Regions from separate parts of the Homo sapiens genome. Here region 2 is linked to region 1. A link is a contact called in ENCODE Hi-C data. All regions are on one chromosome and are shown on one strand. The core of a region is the stretch at or near the end of the contact, and the rest is flanking DNA. Distances in the headings are between cores, read along the strand shown.

Evidence for each region. Hi-C counts contacts between places; a loop is a spot of excess contacts on that map. Pooled maps may share reads with other maps.
Region 2: a pooled map shows a loop between it and region 1 (2.8-fold over the local background). The contact joins two enhancer-like sites. A Hi-C loop is called at or near these places in 2 of 50 pooled maps.

Annotation. Positions count from the first base shown.
Region 1 is chr16:50,209,219-50,212,140 of GRCh38, reverse strand. TENT4B (terminal nucleotidyltransferase 4B) reads right to left here. Exons shown (of 12, transcript NM_001365324.3): 2 at 695-818. Among named protein-coding and RNA genes, the nearest start is that of ADCY7, 56 kb to the left of the region's middle. RefSeq lists a silencer at 1,269-1,563 and an enhancer at 2,080-2,139. Within about 2 kb of position 1,385, at least 16 of the 41 ENCODE cell types and tissues checked have a DNase peak (open chromatin) inside an H3K27ac peak, as active enhancers do.
Region 2 is chr16:50,707,579-50,710,278 of GRCh38, reverse strand. It overlaps NOD2 (nucleotide binding oligomerization domain containing 2), which reads right to left. Exons shown (of 12, transcript NM_001370466.1): 3 at 2,319-2,424. Among named protein-coding and RNA genes, the nearest start is that of NOD2, 15 kb to the right of the region's middle. RefSeq lists silencers at 49-254, 663-872. Within about 2 kb of position 1,383, at least 7 of the 41 ENCODE cell types and tissues checked have a DNase peak (open chromatin) inside an H3K27ac peak, as active enhancers do.

The sequences.
Region 1 (2,922 bases), core at 136-2,635:
TGCAGTAAGTCGTGATCGCACTATTGCACTCCAGCCTCAGCAACAGAGTGAGACCCCATCTCAAAAACAAAAAACAAAAGACTTAGTACCAGTAACAAAAACGACAAATAAGCCAAGAAGAAATCCTGAGTAATCATTTTGTTCACTGACTGGGAGCTGTCTAAAAGGCAATTAGCTGGTCTGAGAGAGATGAAAAATGGCAATTTCAGGAAAGAAATAAGAAAAGACTTATGCGTGCATTAGCCAAAGGAAATGAACTTCAAGTGACAAAAGTTCTTACTTGACATTTTCATTTAGCTGTAAACAATTATATAATGTTTACCCTGGCAGGCTGGAACTAAGTAGTAATGAGGTTTTGATATATCATATCCAATAACAGACCACTACAACAATGAGGTTTGATTTGTCTTTCTTCTCTTTACACTAATAATTTCTAAGGATAGCTTGCCTTTAGTAGTTGCTATTAGCACTACAAAAAAAAAATAGTTGTTAGTCATCCAATCCAATGAAAATAGTTAGGAAGCCTCAATTCTAAAGACTGCAGAAAATTGTTTGCCTTTAAAATTTAATTAGACCACAACTCTACAGAGCACTTCTACTTGCATGTGAGGACTAGCATGAGATACCAGCAGATAGGCTTCTAGCCCGTGGACAAGGACTGTCCGAAGCATAAGCTACCCAGGAAGGGACTCACGTCAGCGCTGGGCCAGAGCTCCTTAATTACACTCTCGATCCTGTTCACCACCTCCATCCGCATCTTCTCCTCCTCAGGTCTTGGAGACATGTATTCATAAAAATCACTGATTTCTTCATGCAGACTGAAGAAAAAAACAGAAAAGTTAATATGAACAGGGCCAATCTAATGAGAAATCACTATCTTAAATAATCTTATCTAATTAAGTCTTATAATTCAGCTGATGACTACCTTAATTTTAATGTTATAACTCAAGATAAGCTAAAATGGGAATGTACAGAATTTAATCAAAAAACCCAAAATAATTAAATAATGAGAAATTTCCTGTGCAAAACACTTGCTGGGGTGCTGGTGATTTAAATAAAATAAAACAAGCATACGGGCTGGCCTCTGCCTTTCCACTTCTGATCTAATAGACACAAGATACTGAACCCAGGTGACACAGGCAAGTTTCCTGGCAGTAGGGACTGACCCTCTTATCTCTTGGGGATCCATTCCTCACAGTAGCAAACAGTACATCTTTCATAATGTTTGCTCAGTGAATTAAGTGTCAAATGAACAAATCAGGCAGTGAACAACAGCAAAGTCTTGAAAAGAATGGCTGGCAAAGGCTCCATGAAGGAGCTGAAGACTTCCAGAGCCTGCGAGGTACAGGGCAATCAGCCAGCTACAAGGGCTGTGGCAGGCAGAGTGGGAGAAGCATCTGTAGAGGAAAGCAGGCCCCAGCAGAGGGCAGGCTCTGAATGACTGGCTAAGAGGTTCAAGCTTTCCCCCTGTGGCAACAGATAGCTATTTAAATGTTTCTGAGAGGGACCAAAAGAGACTGACTTCAAAAATGCAGCATTTTAAGAAGATTAAACTGGCAACTATGGAAACAATGGACCAGCAAAGAGACTAGACTGGATGCAGGGAAAAGTCATGAATCACTGAGTTGCAAAAGGATTGGATGAAGGCCTAGAGGCTGGTGGAAGGAAAGGAATGGGCTCCAGAAACAAAAGACACACACATACCCACACCCTGCGGATAGGCGCAGCGCCTGACTATCATGGTGGTGGGGGGCTAAGGATGCCTTCAAGGGCTGAAGCCTGAGGGACTGGGGGAAAACTACTGGTCTGGAAGAAAGGACAAACTCACTGGGCTGAGCAATGACTTGAACATAGTCAGGACGGGGGACAGAGAGAAAAGCAGCATTCCTTTCTAAGTTGGTGAGGCTGTGAAGAGCTATGGCTGGGAAGGGAAAGTGAAGTGGTCAGCTCACCTTCCCTAGAGCACTGACCACCCACGAGGACTGAGCCACAGAGGTAAGCACAGGGACTCTACCAACTGGGATAGACCAGAAGGCTCGGAGCAACAGGTGCAAAGTGCCTTAGGGGAAGGAGGGGCAGGGGGTTTGGCCTGGGGCACAGCAGTGGTAAGGAAGGGCAGCCACAGCTTAACAGAGCCTTGAAGGAGGAGCATGTCTGCAACTGCATGGCAACTTCAGGGTCCAGAGCAGGAAGCTCGAAAAACTGGCAGGCCAAAAATTGTTTTAGGGAAGGAAAAAAAAGTGTCTACATCCCAATCCCCAAAGACTATAACTTTTGCTACAAGAAACCTTAGAAAGTGAAAATGTGACTGATTAAGCAATCCATAGTTCCTCCTTCTGATTTTTTATTTTTAGCCTAAGAGTCAAAAACCTTGAGTTCTAGACTCAGGTTCTGCCTGAGGGCAGCTGTGTTCCCTCTGACAGGTGACTGGCACTCTCAGGCTTCAGTGTGTCAGGTACAGCACACAGCTGGTAAGCAGGAGCCTTTTCAGGCCTTCAGTTTCAAAACCTGGGCCTTTCGTAGAGGATGATTTACAACAGCGTTCGGCCTGTTTGCTATGCAATATGTCATAAAACGTGGATCTTAAAACTCCAGAGAGGTCTGTAGGTGAATCCAGAAGATATCCCAGTGGGGACGTTTTCCTTGCTATGCCTCTGGGTACCTCAGGACCTTCAACTTCCGTTTCGAAGTTTTGTTTTGATTTGAGTTTCCCAGGTTTGATTATGTTCTCTAAGGTTATCTAAACCCTTCTGCTTCTTGAAGACAGCAGCTGAATGGGAATAGCTGTTAGGAAGCTTATGCTTTGCTGTGCTCTTCTGCACAGGTTGGCTGGCAAAGATGAGGGCCATGAATAAACGACAGAACAAATGGACTGCTTCTTATCTCATTGCGTAGTCTGCTGTGAGTGATCGGAGTTTATTT
Region 2 (2,700 bases), core at 134-2,633, 500 kb before region 1:
CACAGTGTAAGTGCTCAACACAAAGTAAGTGCTCAAAAGACATCAGTGACTGCCGTTATCATTACTGACACCAGGAGGAGTTCTAGATGACGGGAAGGGGCTCTGGGCTGGGATCGGAAGACCTGTATTCTGATATCTGTCCTGCCATAGTGGCCGGGTGGCTTTGGATAAATCCCTTCACCACTCAGCCTCAGGTGACTTTTTCTAAAGGGGAACAAAGGGCTTAAGGGCTCAGGAGCCCAGTCTCTGAAGCCAGACACACCTGAGTTTGAAAACCTGGGTCCACCATACACTTGGGCAAGCCATTTAGCCTTTCTGGGCCTCAGTTCTCTCATCTGTAAAAATGGGGACAATATACACCTGGAAGGATTTTTTCAGGAGGCAGCGAGATAAAATACAGTTTAAAAGAATATCTGACATGGCAAACTCTCAAAAAATGGTGCTTATTATCATTATTATTCATGGATATAGTAGGCACAACAATAGACCCTCAAAGATGTCCATGTCCGGATTCTCAGAACCTGTGAATATGTTACCTTACGTGGCAAAAGGAACTCTGAGATGTGATAAAGTTAAACTTCGAGATGGGGAGATGATCCTGATTGATCTGGGTGGACCTAGCAAGGGAAGGCCTCGGGGTCACCGGGGTGCCCCAGCTGAGCACTCGAACAAGAGTCTGTGATCCTGCCTCCACTTCCCCATCCTCCCCATGCACCCCATGCAGGGAGAGTTTTCATGCACGGGGTGTGTTTGGAAGGCCAGTGCTCTTCCTTTCTCATCCTGAAAGTAATGCAAGCAAACCATTTCCTGTGTCAGAGTTTAGTTCCCCTTTCAGGAAATGGGGAAGTGCTGGTTTAGCGTCCCAGGCTGGTAGGAGCTTGGCATGGTCCCCCGCCATCACAGCCTCACTGCCCCCAACCAAACACTGGCCCACTATTTTCAACCCAAAAACTAGCAAGTAATTTTCATAGAGCTCTGAGCTCACTGATGACTATCTGCAGTCACACAAAGGGGACGCCCTGTGTTTATGTCACCTCTGTTCCCAGAGTTGATGATTATTGCTGAGCTTTCTGCCCTCTGAATATACCAGGATCCCTGAACTTAGACCATAAGATAGATATCTTCCTCTCCAGTACATATCAGATATATATCTTCCTCTTCCGACCTGATTTCTGATGCAGGTTTTCCAGTCATCACCAATGATACTAAAATTCTCCAGAAAAAAAAAATGTCATTTTATAGAGAAATAAACACACCAATTGTCACCTTTAGAAGTGTGGGGAATCTTGCACCCTGGCCTGGTCTTACAGTGACTAGCTGTGCTTGATGATGTCAACAGCAAACCTCAACCAAGGGCCAAACCAGGGCCTGCACTCCGTGCCGCGCACCCTGCTGTGGCGCACTGATGTTTAGATCCTGTTCTTCAATGAGACGGTGCACTCGCGAGTGCCAGGCACAGACTTCCAGCCACCCCGCCCACAGGCTTGCTTGCTGCCCAGAGGACACAGCCCAGGGTGATAGACCCATCTGCCAGCACCACACACAGCTCAGGGGGCTTCAGTGCCAATGAGCTTTCCCTACAGTGGTGTAGGAACAAGCCCTAAAGAGTGCCAGGCTTGCACTCTCTCTTTACAACTGACATTTCTTCTCCCAAGAAAAGAGAAAGTGTAGGTGGGGACAATTTACAATCAGACCCATCTTCCCCTCCCTCGTCACTTAACCTCCCTGCCCAGTTTCCACATCTATAAGGTGGAAAAAAACACCACCTACTTCTCAGGGTTGTTGCAAAGGGTAGACATTGTCCATAAAGCACCTGGCAGGATGCCTGGTATGTTCAAGTGGTGCGGTCCAAGCCCCTCCTGTTCCTGAGTTTGGGTGGTGACCCTGGGCACTGAGGGATACCAGAGTCTCTAGATCCACTTGGTTCTTGAGTTTCCCATTGTGAGCTGCTAAATTTCAGAGATCAAGAGATACCAGCCCTAACTCAAAACATGTGTCCATATCTTTTCGGTACAGATAATGAGAGTTTGGATGGTAAGTAACACCTTTAGTTAGCCCTCAATATATGGTAGCCCAATTGTCAGTATACTGTGTGGGAGATAATGAAAGCTAATAGCTAACATTACACGCTTTTGTCCTTTTAATGCTCCCAAAATCCCAATGAGACGGGGTGGTGCTAGCCTTAAAACAAGGAAATTGAGTCATAGGGAGGCTATACTGCCAGCATATGGGATGTTAACCGAGGTGTGTTCTGCTCTTAACCATGGATCTGCACTGACTGCCCTTCCCTTTCTGATTAACTGAGAACATACACCTACCTTCCAAAGGCAGGGCCAATGGGACTGGTAATTCCTGAACATGTTGTAGAAGGAAGGCAGCCAATCCATTCGCTTTCACCGTGGCAAGATCAAGCAGCCTTCTTGCCTACAGGAAAGGCAGAAGACATTATTCTTCCAGGAAGGCTGATGGAGCAATGTGGGAAGGCTTACTGATTACTGCAACTTCATAAGCATCTCTCTTCCATCCAGAATAAAAGGTCAAAAAAACAACCGAACAACCACATGAGTTTCAAGTAGTTAATACAGTGTTGGATGGTGAATTGAACGCATGCATCCAATCTGGCTCCTACTCAAAACTCACTAAAACAGTGAATAACTGAAAAATAAATGAAACAAAATGAAGACATAAACCTACAAAGAT